2 separate regions of the Mus musculus genome follow, and region 2 is linked to region 1. A link is a loop called in an ENCODE intact Hi-C map of the cell type or tissue named here. Cell type or tissue: heart. All regions are shown on one strand. Links, peaks and the distances in the headings refer to the core of each region. The heading gives the core; the rest is flanking DNA.

Region 1 (8,450 bases), core at 127-8,126:
ACATCCAGTAAAACGTAGAGAGAAAGAGACATCCATGTGCTCGTCCTCAGTCAGCTTCCACTATTCGCAAGGTCCAGGGCCCCCGCTCAGGGAACCCGCCTGCCTATTTCCAGGTTGAACCTTCCAGTGTCAAAGAGAGCAATCAAGACAGTCTCCCACAGGCTCGCTCATGGGCTGTGGTCATCTAGACTACCTTTCCCCGAAAGTCAGTTAGCCCGTTATTCTAGGTGATGGCATGCTTACAACTAACATTAATCAATATAGTGGCTCCAAAGGCAGATTTTTATGCTGGGGAAGTTTGGTTAAAATTGATCAGAATATAGACTCTAGGGCCTGTCCTAGCTTGTTTTCCGTTGCTATGATAAAACACAGCTGGGAACAAACTTGGGAAGGAGTTTACTTCAGTTTCCTGATCACAGTCCAAGGTGGAGGGAATTTAGGTTAGGAACTCGAATGCAGGAACCTGGAGGCAGGGACTGAAGCAAAGCTCATGGAGGAACCCTGTTTAGTGGTTTGCACCCACGTTTTGTTCAGCGTGCTTTCTCCTACAACCCAGGACCACCTTCCCTAGAGGCAGCCTTGCCCACATCAATCAGTGATCAATACCTCCCCCAGACTTACCTATTAATCACATAGAGGCATTTTCTCTGTTGAAGTTCCCACTTTCTAGATGATCCTGGTTTGCTTGTGTTGAATTGACAAAAACAAACAAACAAACAAAACAAAAAACAAACAAACAAACAAACAAACAAAAAACCCTAACCATTGCAGAGCCCAACCAGCAAGCAGTGCCTGGATTCCATCTTTATATCTGGGATGCTGCCAAAACCTGTGAATGAAATCAGCATCTCGGCCACTCGAATCTACAGAGTAAAATTGCCTCCTAAGCTGCTTGCCTATGGACATTCCTCGTTTTCCAGAGCTTGACCTGATACATGCTTACTCGTGGGAGCTTTTCAAATCATCCAGACAGTTAATGGCTTTGATATCTTCTTAGCACCCTCTCTGGAACTAAATATAAATGTTTATGTGTGTAAACCCGATAGTCTTCTATCTGCTGTGACCTGATAATTCACATGTCACTCAGAATTATTATTTTTTGATCTGCAGCATATATTTAGTGCTAGAGGCACAGCATGCTACTACATTTTTTTCTCACCCTCTGAGTTCTATATATGCTTTTGAATGCTCTCTTAATGCAATATGATTGGCAGTGGCAATTTACAATGGTACGTAGGCTGCTTTAACCTTCCTTTTTTTTTAAAACATAAATCACATATTAATAGTCATGCAAAAACGTAACTCGTGATCTCACAAGTAGCATTATAGTAGTATATATTTCAACTAATAGGGGTGGCTTCATCAGTGTGATGAGACGATCAGGAGCTACGTGGCTAGATGGAACAGAGTTGCGGCCTAGATGGGCCAGCTTCAGGCATCTCAACCAGCTGCAAATGGGTAAAGGAGGCCAGGCAAGATCAGCCAGAGTCAGCTCCAGCTGATCCACTGATACAGCCACAAAGATCAGAGAGGTTTTCTTTATTAGTACTATTGTAGTACTAGGACATAAAGATAGAGAAGAACCAAACATGGGGAACTGTAACTTAGACCCTTTAGTGGTTGTCGCCTTTGATGTCTTAATAAGTATTCCACGACAGGGCACATTGCAGTGCCAATCCCAAGTCAGGTTGTAAGAGAAAAGCCGATTGAAGCCACTTGGTATCCATGATCCTTCCCATAGATGAACCTGTATCTTCTTTCCTGTAGAATTCTCTTCCTTTGCCTCCTCTTTACTCTTCTGCTTTGAAGCAGTGAAGTAGTGGAAGAGGCTGACAGGCAGTGTGCAAAAGGAGAGGAGAGTCTAATTAGAATTGCTTTCATAAATAGTAGTTCATCTCTTTAGCGGTTTAAAGGTGAGACGCCAGCACTGGACTTCAAAGGCAGTGTGCCTCTAAAAACGGTCTGAACGGTGGCTTCTCTCTAACGGGGGAAGCTTCCTGGAAGGAAGATGTCATCTGCTTTCCTGGGTGCCGCATTGAAGGAGAAGAAAGTTAAGCATCATGACTTCTGTTAGTTTCACTGTGTCCCTGTTTAGTTTCTGTTTCCATGATCTGTCCATTGGTGAAAGTGGTGTGTTGAAGTCTCCCATTATTACTGTGTGAGGTGCAATGTGTGCTTTGAGCTTTACTAAAGTGTCTTTAATGAATGTGGCTGCCCTTGCATTTGGAGCATAGATATTCAGAATTGAGAGTTCCTATGCCGGGGCCTAGCAAACACAGAAGTGGATGCTCACAGTCAGCTATTGGATGGATCACAGGGCCCCTAATGGAGGAGCTAGAGAAAGTAACCAAGGAGCTGAAGGGATTTGCAACCCTATAGGTGAAACAACAATATGAACTACCCAGTACCCCCTGGAGCTCTTGTCTCTGGCTGCATATGTATCAGAAGATGGCCTAGTTGGCCATCACTGGAAAGAGAGGCCCATTGGTCTTGCAAACTTTATATGCCCCAGTACAGGGGAACGCCAGGGCCAAAAAATGTGAGTGGGTGGGTAGGGGAGTGGGTAGGGGAGCGTGTGGGGGACTTTTGGGATAGCATTGGAAATTTAAATGAAATAAATACCTAATTAAAAAATATTATCCAAAAAAAAAAAAGAAAGAAAGAAAGTTAGCATCCGAGTCCTGTTGTGACGCTGCCCAACCCTTAGCGAATTATACCATGGGGGAACGTTAGCCTCCTCCTCTGTACCAGTAACAGTTTTGTAACTATTTCAGCATGAAATGTTATACAGAAACTACCTGACAAAAATGCACACGCAAAACCCAGGAATGTGCAATGCAGTGCCTTGCTGTGTCTTAGGAGGCAAGCAACCGCAGATTCTCCAGCTTGGGGCTGGCTGAAAGTTCTCTAAGCACAATCAAACCCGATGATGTTAACGTCGCTCCCAAGATTTTGCATATATGGAGGGATATAGTTACTATGTGAAATGTCCTACATAAGCTCAAGGAAATTACACTATCCTATTAAAAGAATAATTATCTCATGTATCCCTTCAACTGGGGAGCCTAGCTTCTAGGGCCTTCCTCTTTCCCAGCAGTGGTCCCTTGGCCAAGGGATTAACCCAGTCCAACTGACACTGACGTAACCATATAATGCTGTAAATAAGAGGATATTTGTAAGAGATATTGGATAAGCAATTCTTAATCAATACTACTTCTAATAATCGAAGGTGTTAGTGATTAGATTGGGAACTTTGGACTTTCATCAAGATCAGTAAGACCTACTCTCTTGACTAGAAGGACTTGTCTCTTCGTGGGCCTTCATGTCTCTTCTAACATCATGGTTTGAGGTAGTTTTGAATCCAAAACCTCTGATTTCTGCTCTTCAGCATGGACAGCTGACTTCTGCAACAGTGGGATTTAAATAAGTCAACAAAGAAAAAAAAGTTCTAAGGGACATAGAAATGAGAACAACTTAGACAAGAAAGAAGTAAAATCAAATGTGTACATTCATCTACCTGCAAGAAGGTTTCAAAATGCCTCGTATCAGGGAGGAACACTCGGACCACAAAGACGCAACACCTCAATTTTGCTCAATGCACATAACAGATATCAGGCTCTATGCTGAATTCTCAGTGGTAACTACAAAGTGTTCTAAAAACCTAAAAACTAACAAAAAACAGCAACAAACAAGCCATATATGGAAATTAATACGAAATTCATAATTGCTGTGTTCAACTTCTTTTCATGTCTTAAAAAATTTTAAAGCCTCCAATACTAACGTTTAACATTCCTTTTTTTTTTTTTTTTTTTTTGGTCGCACATAGAGGGCTGAATTCAATCCATGTATGGACTAGATGTTGACTCCTGTTTACAGTAATTAACAAAACAAAACTTTCCCCTCCCATGTACTACCACTCTTGGACACAAGATGGCAATCGTAGTCCGTGAAATCTACAGTGATTTTTTTTTTTTTTTTTTTTTTCTTTCTTTTCCTTTTCCTTTTCCTCTGTGTGGAACAATTTCTTGGAGAAAGTTGAAGTGACATTAAAAAAACAAAGATAAATGATCAAAGCTATGACGTGAATAATTAAATAGCTAAATTCCACCGCCTGATCTCGGAGACATTTTGCTTTGCTTCCTGGGGCTTAGATGTTTTTATGGGATTGGCTACTTTCCTTCAGCCTGCACCAAATTGATTTTAGGCACATTGCTATATGTCTTTAAGTTTTTATTTTTTAAATCTGTAAATACAATAACAATATGGCATAACCGTACAATGTTGTAAATCAGATGTTATTTGTAAATGATATAGGCTAGCTATTTCTTAATCGGCACTAACTAATAATAAAGTAGGTTGATGGTTAGATTAAGAACGTTGGCAAACGTGAAAGAGTTTAAATGGGAAGGTTAGGCTTTGACTTTAAAGAAGGACAGAGAAAAAGAAGTGCAAAGGGCAGATGAGGAGGATACCTAAAAAATAAATAAATAAAAAATGTTGCAAAAAAGGCATGACGAAGCTTGCCCAAATACCTCACCCCATAGCTCTAAGACATGCCTGACAGTGTGAGTGGACATCATCACAGGATGGGTCCAAAGAAGAGTCATGACCTCCCAGTGGTTAAGTTTCCATTCCTTAAACTTGTGTGTAAATACATGTGTGTGTGTGTGTGTGTGTGTGTGTGTGTGTTTGTGTGTGCGCGCGCCTGAGCATGTAGAGACCAGAGGTCAATGCCCAATGTTGTTCTCAATGTTGTTTCTCCACCCCTGGTTTTTCGAAGCACGGTCTCTGTGAACCCGGGGCTCAGAAACTGAGCTCTACTGGCTGCCAGCAGCAGCAGCAGCAGCTCAGAGCCTCCCGTCATGGCCTCGCCAGCACTGGGGTTACGCACAGACATATGCCAGTCGGGCCTGGGTTTTATGTCTGTGCTGAGGATCCATACTTGGGCCCCTGTGCTTGTGCAGAAAGCACGATACTGGCTGAGCCATCTCAGGAGCCCCTCTACATCATCTTCATACATCGTGACGTCCACACTTGTAGAAGCTAAACAAATGCATTCACGTGCTTATCACATAGTAAGCCCTATTTCAGGTTGCTTTCTTTCATGGTTGGAGAATTTTAAAGAAGCTTGCAAAGAACTCTGGATATTAAAGTCTGGTTTAAATTCCCTGGATTTGAGCTCTCTTAGAATTGCCTGGAACAATACCGATCCAACAAACCTCTGAGCTTTTTGTGTTAATGTTAGGGATTGTGACAATTTCAAATTCTTATGCAAACAGATAGAGTGGCTCACAGCTGCAGTCCCAACACTTGGAAGGTTCCGGAAGCAGGAGGATGAGAGGTGTAAAGCTAGCCGAGAAGAGTGAGCAGTAATAATAATAGCAAGTAAACAAACACTTGCATCCGAACTTGAGTATTGTCTTCCGTCTTTAACCTTTTTTTTAAGCTTCCATCTTCTGAGAGAAAATCCAAGGCATACTGAAGATTAGAAAATACATTATTAGATGGAAAAAGCTGTGAGAATATGTCTCCTATATTTTTTTAAAATATAGGAAATGAAAGATTTCATAGTAATATGTAAGGATTTTTTTAGTGGAAAATTCCAAGAATGAATTATAGACTAAAAAAGGTCAAATATCACCTAAGCTGTGTCAGGGCTCAATGACCAACGCCTGTTAACCAGGTGACGTGTCAAGCAAGGAGAAGGATGGTCAGAGCAGCAGTGGGAAAAACATCTCAGCATGGGCTGGATCCCTAACCTCTGAGTTAGAACCGGCCTGGTCTACCACAGGAGGGTACAACAGGTAGGGCGCTAGTCCCGTTTGTACAGAAAGATCTGTGCCCAAGAAATCATGAATTCTAGGAAGCACATCTGCATTTGTTGTTAAGGAGAGCAGAATACATACATTTGTATGCATACATATATATTACATCATATATATATACATTACATGCTTATACATTCATATTATATATGCATATGCACACACATAACCCAAACACACACACACACATACACACACATATTGTGTGTGTATAATATATATAATATTATATATAATATACATTCCTATATAATATATAAAATATTAATTATATAATATTATATATGATATTAATCCTATATTGGATTATATATGTCCTATATTATATATATATATATATGTGTGTGTGTGTGTGTGTGTGTAATATTAATCTTTTACAAGTGGAAAGGTGAGCCCTTGGAAGACTAAATGACATGTTCCAGGCCATTCAAATTGTTCCCAGTACATCTTGGCTAACTCTTTGACATTCAGTAACTCAAGATAAACTTCAAAGTAGGTTCCAAGTTTTATTTAAAATTTTAACCTTTAAATAAGTGGTGTGTCTCCCCATATAAAGCAGATTAAGACGTAAGTGAGCCAAAAAGCAAACAAACCAAACATGAAAATCCTTTCCAGCAGTCCAAACTAAGAGCATGCTTTCGGCAGACAGTTTTAGAGACCTGCACGGACTCCTGGTCTTTGAATTTCTTGTTTATTTAAGAAACGACGGTAGAGATAACCTAAAATACTCCAACAGGCTATGTTAGTTGCAACCATTCCTAAAAGTTGGGAGAACCCTGGAGCGCGTGGAGGAGAAGCCTGTCAAAGCCAAGCGCTTAACTGAAGTGGTTGCCCTTTCCCCTTGCTTCCCTTCCCAGCACGTAGGACCGCGTTCAGAGCCTCAGTTCTGTTGCTCTCTCCTGCTGGTCAAAGAGGCCCAGGCTTCTCATTAATTTAATGGGAAGCTGCAAGTCCGGCCCATTCTCACCACAGAATGCGCCGCGGTCAGCACTCCCTGTCAGTCCGGATTTATTATTGTCTGTTAGCTAAAGTGCTGCTGTGCCGGAGCATCCGAAAGAGTGCATTCTCCTCCTGTGCACTTTGGGAAGAGTTATTAGCAAGAGAGCAACACATTTGAAATGTCAAACAACAAGCAAGAACAGGTTAATGATCTAAAGTTTGTGTTCTCTCTCTCTTAAAAATAATAAAAAAAAAGCTCTAAGCCACTGAGCCTTTTTTTAAAGGTGGTAGGGTAAAGATCTTGCCTTTTAGTAATGAAATGCTATGAAATGCTAATTGGGAGGAACTCACAGAAGACATCTATTGTACTAGAGATCTAATGAAATGAAAACTAGAACGGATTATGTAACTGGACAGTTAACTTCAATCCAATACAGGGAACACAAGGCCAAGTGTTGGTAAGCCGGTAAGTCACTAACCACACGGTACACCGAGCTGCTGTTCCCAGATGAGCACAAGCACACACACAATTACTGCTCCTGGGTGGATGGAGCCCAGATGATGCAATTCCCCCACCTGAGCAGGACTTTTGACCATGCAGAACCATTCTTTGTTGCAGTTATTTTTGACAGTCTGAATGGATAATCCCTGTAGCCTCTAGACCTAAGAGTTCTCCCTGGGCGTGGGGAAATGTGTGGGAAGTGGGGCTTAGGGAATAGGTAGCTGACCAAATTCTCCAGCAGAGGCTGTGTTTGAAACCACTGTGGTTTGGAGCAATAGGCAGGCAGCTCCTTTACAATGTAAAAATTCATAGATCTTTTCAAAATGCTAACTTGAGCACTTGAATTTTAGATCCTTTAAGTAAAACTAAGGAAAAACAAAAACAAAACAAAACAACAACAACAACAAAACCAAGCCCAAGGCTCCAGGAAGTTACTGACAGACTCAGTTTGGAGGCGGAGGCAAAGCTATTGGGGTTGGTTGGGATTCACTCATACACTGTGGTCCCAAAATGTTAAAAGCAATTTATCCTTATTTTAAGTCTAAAATAAAAGAAAGAGTTGGGACAGAGGAGGACATGAGGGAGACAGTCTGGCGTCTAATAGACTTGGAGTTCATTTTGACAAGTGGGTTTTGCTGGGGAGAAAAAGTTAGTCTCTTACCTACCTTCGGATTCATGTCTTCTATAGAAGGGCAGATTAGCAATAAAATTATTTGGTATGGGAGGCTGAGAAATGAAAAGATGAAGAAGTGGGAAGTCTGATCATGATTCTGTTTCAGATGAGAAAGGCACGGACATTCAGAATCAGAGGGGAAAACTAAACTAAAAAACTGAAGGGGATAACTCAGCCACAATAAACCAGGGACCTGAAAAGGATGCGCTTGCTCCGATTTTCCTCCATGTCCCTTCTTTAGAGAGAAGGCCAGGGTCTTCCTAGGGGTAAGAGAGGGCACACAAATGAAAGGTTTATGGCTTGCTGCAGGAGAAGGTCATCTGGGTTTTACTGCATGCCTTAGGGGAGGAGGTCAAAGAATTCTTTCTAGGTTTTATGACTTCCTTCAGGACAGAAGGGGCTACAGGGAAGGTGAGGGTGACCTTTCTGCTCTTGCTGGTTTCTCAAATGCCCACGGGCCATTTTGGAAGGGAGAGAGCCTTGAATCCCTTCAAATGCAAAACTTTAAAAA
Region 2 (8,450 bases), core at 48-8,047, 1.6 Mb after region 1:
TGCAGCCATGAGTATATGAAGAAAGTAGCAATAGCATCGGAACATTGAGGAATGCATAGGAATGGAGTGTTAATGTATCCACATCTGTTGATCTTTGTGTAAAGTAGGCAGAAAACCTGAGGCAGGAGAAAGGGCACAGAGAAAGAGGGAGAAATCACAGTTTGTTTTATGTTTCTCCTGAACAGGAGAGTGGTGGCTGCATTCCTGACAAGGTTCAGGGTGTTTTAAAGATGGATGCCACATATTTGTGTGACCATGGCTTCTATCTTTCTTAGGGAACAAGTAGACAGAGTTTAAGGAGAATGAAAGCTAGCTCAGAGTTGTCTATGTGGCAAAACTTAGACTAGATCATCTTGAAAAGTTCTAACTGAAAAAGAGAAAGGTAATAGGTATTTTCTAGTCAGTACTTGAAGTCTGGCTGAGGTTAACAGCAATGGATTAATACTGCCATGCATTTGGCTAAGAAAACATTCTACTTGCTTTTCTTGTCTAGTTCACAACACCATGAATTTTCAATTCCTTGGTAAATGGTGCTTACAATGAAAACACCTGTTTTGTCTACCCCATTAAAGAAAGCAATATGGAAAAATTTCAGTTACTTTCATCAACAAAGACACTTAGCTCTACTCATAATGACCTTTCAGTTAAAGAATATCTCCTAATGAGTCTCACATCAACACAGAGAGAGCAGTATTAGAATAATAAAGAAAAGTAATTTTGGGAACTTATAATGCATATTACTTCTTCTCAGCATAAATCCTCCTCTTAGCCTCTGACATTAGAGTATAACTCACGAAGAGAGAAAATAGTTCCATATGATGTGGTGAATGGTTTTGGGACTCTACAGTTCTATAGGGACTCTAGACTGATCAATATCCACATTAACCAACATCATCTACAGAGCTGCATATACATTTCTTTAATTTCTATACGTTGCATTATGGTAATATACTTTTCCCACTCTTAAAATAATTTGAAACACTGTAGTACTATACAAGATGCCATGGTTAATTGTAAATAGGTGAAGTTGGTTTTTTTGTTTGTTTGTTTGTTTGTTTATTCTTTTGTGTCCCAGGATAGCATGGTAGGGTATAAAGTCTGAGCATCTTCAATGGCTGAAGAATACAGACACACCTCGGTGAACTTAAGATCTTCTCCACCTCTGGTTTGGAGACCACTGGACCAAAGCTCAGGAGGAATAAGTGAAATTCCATAACAATAAAATGATTTTGTGATAGGAGTCCTGAGGCTGTGTTTTCCCAATATTATTATAATAATTATTATGATATATAATTATTATAATATTATTCCAGTCTGGGAAGGAACAGGGAAGGAAGATAGCTCTGCTCATTGGGTTCTGGCAGGAGCTCTATGCCCAAGAAGATGCCCACTACACAAGGTGGAACCCATATCTGGCACAGTTCTCATGGCCAAGAATCTGTGGCTAGACAAACGGCAGGACCTAGGGGGAACCAACTGTTATTCTGCTAGTAAAGCATAGTATTAATTAAAATAACTGTTGATTTATAATTTTGCCTTACAGAAGCTTTGCAATATTTTTGAGGTCCCATTTGTCAATTCTTGATCTTACAGCACAAGCCATTCGTATTTTGTTCAGGAATCTTCCCCCTGTGCCCGTATCTTCGAGGCTCTTCCCACTTTCTCCTCTGTAAGTTTCAGTGTCTCTGGTTTTATGTGGAGTTCTTTGATCCACTTAGACTTGAGCTTTGTACAAGGAGATAAGAATGGATCAATTCGCATTCTTTTACATGATAACTGCCAGTTGAGCCAGCACCATTTGTTGAAGATGCTGTCTTCTTTCCACTGGATGGTTTTAGCTCCCTTGTCAAAGATCAAGTGACCATAGGTTCTCATTTTGATTTTTTTTTTCACAGAGGAAACTTCTGAAGGTGTTAATATTGTATGGATTGAAATTTGTGTATGTCTTATATATGTGTCTGGATTCAACTTAAATATTGTAAGGTCATCTTATTGACATTTATTTAATTACTGCTTCTGACTTTTTTTTTTTTTTAATAGTCAACATCAACATAATTGGCTTTTAGAAAAACAGGATGCTCCAGTTTTGCTTGTGAGGAAACAAATGTATTGTGATTCTTAGGTTTCTAAATATACTTCAAGTTTACATGTCAGTAATGTAGAGTCCATCTGTCAGACCTGTTGTCAGCATAAGGATTGTGTCAGTGACATATGAACAGACGTGTCACAGGCCACAGACAACAGAAAACAGAAGTAAACACTGATTCACTTGAGATTTAAAAATCCTGAGAGAAACAGAAAATATCTGCTGGGGAACCACGAATAAAGGCTGTCAAAAGCAACCATTAACCATGAAATTACATAAATACACCTAAATGCCCAGAGCACATAAAAGGGGCAGAAGCAAGTTAAACATAAGTTAATTTCATTCAAACTTGCATAAAGTCACTTTTTGGTTTTGAAAAAGAACTAGACAATACATTCCAAGAATAGCAGATTCTAGGAGGGGTAGAACACCTGGTTAGGATGTGGTAGGATTCAGGGGAAAAAATAAGCAAAAAAAAAAAAATAAGCAAAAAAAAAAATTCTAATGAACGCTATGCAGGTGCGAATAAACTATAATAAAAGTTGACATTGCATAGAGCCGCAGATGTTTCCAGGTGTGCATAGGTGTTGGTGAATTATCTGAGACTGAAATAGAACCTGGACTGAAAAGCAGAGCCATCACTAAAAAGGCTTCTATTCAAAGACTTTTCTCCATCGAGGAACCATTTAATGCTTCATTTTAGAGACCCAATTATTCATATCTGCTTACATGGTTGTTTTCTATTTTTTTCTTTCTTCCTTTGTTTCTTTGTTTCTTTCTTTTTTTTTTGGAGGTGGGTGGGCTGACTTACACAACATTTAGATTTGTTGCAATCTTGTTTTTAAGTTGAGTAACGGACTTTAGAATCTTGGAAATGAAAATGGATAAATTGCCAAGTACTAAAATGAGGTCATTTACTTAACCTTCCTTTCCAAGATACTTAAAAACACAGTCAAGGGTGTGCTAATGTGTGAGGATTTTCTCCACAGGGTACAGGGCGGTTGATATCTCTCTGGCACTGAGCAGTGCTCACATTTAAGACAGAGATGTTGTATTGTGAGCTGTCTCCTTCAGTCAGTGGTCAGCCATTTTGGACTTCTTTGAGTTCCACTTGGCAGCATATCTTCTTGGGCATGGAGCTTTTGCCGTATACCAGTGGGCACTGCTCTGTCCTTTCCCCATTCCTTGCTGGGATGGGATATAATATTGGCAAGGGGGAAATCACGGCCTTGGGGCTTCTATCAGAAAAATCATTTTATTATTAGAGAATTCCACTTCTTCCTGATAAGGGTTGATCTGATGATTTTCAAAACCACAGATGGCGAAGACCTTAAATTTACTGCGGTATGCCTGGGTTCTACAGGCTATGAGGATGGTCAGAGTTACATTCTAGGCAGCTGTTCCATGGCAATAATAATAATAATAATATAAATAAATAAAAAATAAAATAAAATAAAAACAAAGAAAAAATCACCTATTTAAAATCAACCATAGCATCTTTTGCAACCTTCAGGAAACACTCATTTTCTTAAACAACAATTTGTATGACAGTATCCTGCTATGTGTGGAGTGAAAGTCATTGAGCGATTGGTCACAGACCTCTGGTTATGCCCCTTATTCTAGGACTGTGCAAGGGTAGCCTTACGATTGGTCATCACTACTGTGGATTTCCTCCATCCCTTCAATTTCCCACTCCTTTTCTTTCCAGTCCTCCTCCCCTCCTCCTCCTCCTCCTCCTCCTCCTCCTCCTCCTTATGTATTGTAGAAAGAGTCTAGTTGTGTAAATAAAGTGGGTTGGGCACTCCTGTCTCAGCCTCCCAAATGCTAGTATTCTAGGCTTATATCACTGCGGTTGTCCTGTTTTGTCTTCGCGATCCTATTTCTGCTGCTCTTACAGTTTTAGGTGCGTGGCTATCCGATGCTGAGTGAAGTGTGGTCATGCCCTTAATGATAACTAACTCTCTCTCCCACCAGCTGCTCAGCTACTCCCCTTCCTTAATGTCTGTGTCCTCCTGAAATACCAAAAGACCTCATCCAAAGAAGGGACTTTTCTTTTTTTTAATGGAAGAGAAATAACCTAAATCAAATCAGTCAGAACTCATATGAATTCATTTAAATTCCAGGGAAGTCCCTGCGCCACATAGCAAGAAAACATAAGGAAAAAATGTTTTTCTTGTTACCATGGTAAGGGATTATATGAGAGGGGTCAGACTTGCTTGAATCTGGTGGGAAAAAATAAGCCATGGTCATTAAGATTTATTCATTTGGCAGACAGTTCTGAACCTTTATGATGCCCCACTGTACTGAAGTCCAGGGATTAAAAAGTCTTGCTGCAGCGAGACATTTTTAAATTCATGAAGCTTAGAGGATTCTTGGATGAAATCGAAAAAAAAAATTAAATAGGAAGGCACACAAAATATTTCTAAATGAGGATAAATGCCATGTCTTATATACATGGGCTGCTGACATACGCAGTTGGGAGTTGTGGGAGAGAAACCTGCTTTAAAGTCTAACGGCTTTGAAAGCAGTCTAAGGAAATTGCGGTTAAACAGGGACCATGAAGATTAAGGCAGGGTTAGGGAGTGTCCCAGGCAGATATAAACAGAATGTGCAAAAGCCTTTGAATTGGAAAATTCCTTGCTAGGCTGTTTGAAAACTGATAGGGGCCAGGTTGGAGGTGGAACGGATGTGAGCAAAAGTCAGACATTCTCTTTCCATTCTATTACAAACAGCCTATGGGGTCTGGAAATATTACGGAACATGGTTCTCTGTTAACCGTTAGAAGACAGGATTTTGTTTTAATCAAATCTCACTTGCAGAAACTTTTTTATGTTTTAATTTTTAAAGTATGAACGCTGGCCTTATACTGCCCTCTTGTGGTTATCTGATACACTACATGTGTCCTGAGAAGTATAATTTTAACAACCAATCAGAATCATTTTACATGCATGGACCCAGGCTCAAAAATAGAAGCAATTCTTTTTTAGTTTTTTTTTTTTTTTAATTGCGCTTGCATATAATAATCAACCAAGATCCCTGACTGCAGGAGTCATCCGGATGGAGATTAGGCACTGAAGCCTGACTAGACCTTATACAAGAGGGTAAAGTGCGCCTGTGGGAAATAGGGAGGCACAAACTACAGCAATCCCATTCAGTTCTGTAAACTTATAAAAAGAGGATGTCAAAATAGCTAGGTGTGGTTTATGGGCAGGTCCCCCCCCCCCCCCCCCCCCGTTCTCTGCCTCTGAGTTTCTGTTTTTAACACTTTATGTAAATAAATTTCCTCCAGTCTGGGTGTGTTTTCACACTATTTCAGACACCAAGATATCCAGGTTCACTTACACGATCAGCGTGTTGCCTTAGTTTTGGAAGGAGTTCCAGAAAGTTCTATAGCCTGCTTCTCTGTTGATGGTCTTTCCATCTTTCCTCTCACTTCCTTCTCCCCTAAGTTTTGGCCAGTCATACTCATTATCAGAGGTTTTCTGTTATTGTGGTTGTGTTGTGTTGCGTTTTGGTTTGGTTTGGACAAATACTAGGCATGGCTTCCTAGAGAATAGGCTTTTCCTCACTATTTTTACGTGCATTAAAATCGAGTCTAAATTGCTTTCTTCTCCAAGCAAGCTGTGCTGGCTACATAGTTTCACTCAGAACTGAACTGTTTGATGAAGGCCTGGCTATATCCTGTTCCTTCTTTTCTTAGGAAGACAGCACACACTCCTTAGCTGAATTTTACAGCGCAACGCTTTGTTTGTAAATGCAAACACGGACTCACACTTTCCGGATATTTGTCAGAGCAAGGACCTCAAATTCACCGCCGATCAGTTCCTCACAGATGCTTGGCTTTGAGAAATAATATGTATGAAAGAGAACGAGAGCAAATGCAAACCCCTGTTTTCCATAAAGTCTCAGATCTGCTTGAAGATTGAGGGAGACCCTTGTGAAATACATAGATGTCCGGACTGCTTCAAGCGGGGGCTGCTGAGTTGCTTCTGCAGATCTGTCTTCAGTCATCATGAAGGACTAATGTTTCCTCTTCGGGGAACTTTTTGTCTTCCTTTATATTCATGGATGCCCCAAATCACCGGGTTGTATTGTGTACCGTCTCCTCAGACATGCCAGCTTTGAAGGTCAGAGTTCATCATATTTTCTTCCTTGACTGACTGAATGATTTATCCAACCATGCGTTTGTGCTTTAACTACTTTCTTGGCACCATCTTGCCTTGCTAGTCTTTTCCTTTTGAAAAGGTTTTCTCCGAAGAGTTTAAGTAGCTTATCCTGCTGAATTATACGCATCTATAAGCAACATGAATGTCGGCTAACAAGTTACATATAAATAAGAGGATTTCTATTGAGCCTTTACTTAATTATAAAACTTCTGAGTGTAATCCAAACAAGAAAACAAAAGAATTTATAAATTCCACAAGAGCTTAATCATGTTCCCAAAGATCAAGAGTTTTAGAAAAGCATAGTAATTATATTTCTCAGGACACCTAAATGAACTGTCAGGCTGTGTGGTCTGGTATTTCTCATGAAAGTTATCTCTAGAGGGAAAAGACATACATGGAGCAAGTTAAAAATGAAGCAACAGTAGTTATCGTGTCTGTGACCAAGGCTTGGCAGCCTTGATTGACAGGGGTTGGAGAGAGTGAAATGGTTGTAGCACACATCTGGGACCTGGAACTGTGGTCTGAGAATTCATCAGATTTCATCATGATGGGGACCTTTGGGCATGATTATATTAAAATGCTTTTACTGCCCATAAACAGAATTCTATAAGAAATGGTTGTTCATTGGGACCTAGCAGGAAGTGTCAGCATCAATATGCCTAAACATGTGACAATGAACTATAAAGTCCACATTCTTAAACCTCAGCTAAACCAAGTCTAATATACAGATTACCATGCTGTTATTGCAGCAAAGAATTCCTAATTTTTGAATGTTCAAAGACACAACAAGAAATCCAACAGAATCAACTAACCTGGGCCCATAGAGGGCCATATAAACTGAACCCCCAGCCAGAAAGCATGCATAAAACAGACCTAGCCCTCCCTGCCCCCACATATATAACAGAAAACTTGGTCTGCATGTGGGTCCCCAAACAGCAGGGACTGCCACTGCCTCTTTCCTGCCTTTGGATCCATTTCCTTAACTTGCTGCCTTGTCTAGCCTCAATAGGAGATTTGCCTAATCATACTGCAACTTAATATATGTCAAGGTGGGCTGATACCCATGGGAGGCCTCTGCTTTTCTGAGGAGAAAGGAAGGAGGGAGGTATGGGGGAGGGAAAAGGGGGTAGAGGGACTGGGAGGAGAGAAGGGAGAGGAAGCTGCAATCAAGGTGTAAAGTAAATAAATCAGTTAATTAAAAAAAACATTTATTCCAAAATCATTTAATATTACTGAAACTTAAACTTTGGGAAATCTAGAATTTTTAAAATATATCTTAGTGTTAGTATCAGCTGTTTTTTACAAGTGGCCTGAAACATTAATGATCCATCACCCAGTGAGTTTTACAAATGGTAGTTAAAGCTAACCAAACGTCCACTTGCATGTTGAGCATTTTACTATAGAAATGACATGTCATGCCATCTATTTTTTATAGAACATTTTAAGGAATAAATGGATTTCAGCATCTCATGAATGTAATATTTCTTTGCAATCCCTTTTGTGGGCCAGATTTTGCTGCAAAATCATAGATCTCTTAGTCTAAACATTTTCCTCATGAGGACTGTAGGACTCTGACATGACATTCCATCCTCTATCATTTCTGGGGAAGTGTTGGTCCAAAATATAGACTTTTCGATAAACAGAACCCAAATTATGCTTCCACTCGTGTGACTTGAAAGTAAATTTTGCCTACAGGGATAGGAACACTCATTTTCCAATAGGCAATCTGGTCAACACTGTAGAGTAGGTAACACACTGCATTAAATCCAAACAGTGAGTCTAGATGTAAGCTGCAAAGAACTGCATTTACTATAATAAACCTTAATTTTGTCAGTTTGGGGGTACATGTGAGCAACGCTTTGAGTATGGGTAAATGGAACCCTTAGACCATGATATTGAGATTGTCAAATATTTTGTCCAACTTAAAATAAAATTGAGATCATAAAACAAGTTTGAAGATGCTCTCTTGCTACCACCCAGCATGTCCTCGTCCGATAATCATTATTAAGGTGTGGATATCCAAGAAGATACCCTAACAAGAATATTCACAGTTGTTTGTAATCAACTTGTTATTTCCTAAGTATATGAATCATGTGATATAAGTTTCTATATTAGATAAGGTTTGAATAATGTACGATGCATTAGGGAACTAAATATAATGCTTTTCTTTTGGCATTTGGCTTAATGCATGTTTAGAT

What was found. Peaks named below come from ENCODE experiments on the same cell type or tissue, not always from the same donor. Only the 100,000 strongest peaks of a DNase experiment are listed, where the experiment ranks them.
Region 2: a loop joins it to region 1, with 20 times the contacts of the local background. A loop is called at or near these places in 8 of 42 quality-filtered maps.

What each region holds. Positions count from the first base shown.
Region 1 is chr16:76,894,795-76,903,244 of GRCm38, reverse strand. No RefSeq gene overlaps it. Among named protein-coding and RNA genes, the nearest start is that of 1700041M19Rik, 110 kb to the left of the region's middle. In heart, for the core only: CTCF peaks have their summits at 3,695 and 3,911 (motif pointing right); no DNase peak of the experiment used is centred there.
Region 2 is chr16:75,339,986-75,348,435 of GRCm38, reverse strand. It overlaps a transcript of Robo2 not described here. Among named protein-coding and RNA genes, the nearest start is that of Gm30116, 48 kb to the left of the region's middle. In heart, for the core only: a CTCF peak has its summit at 4,962 (motif pointing left); no DNase peak of the experiment used is centred there.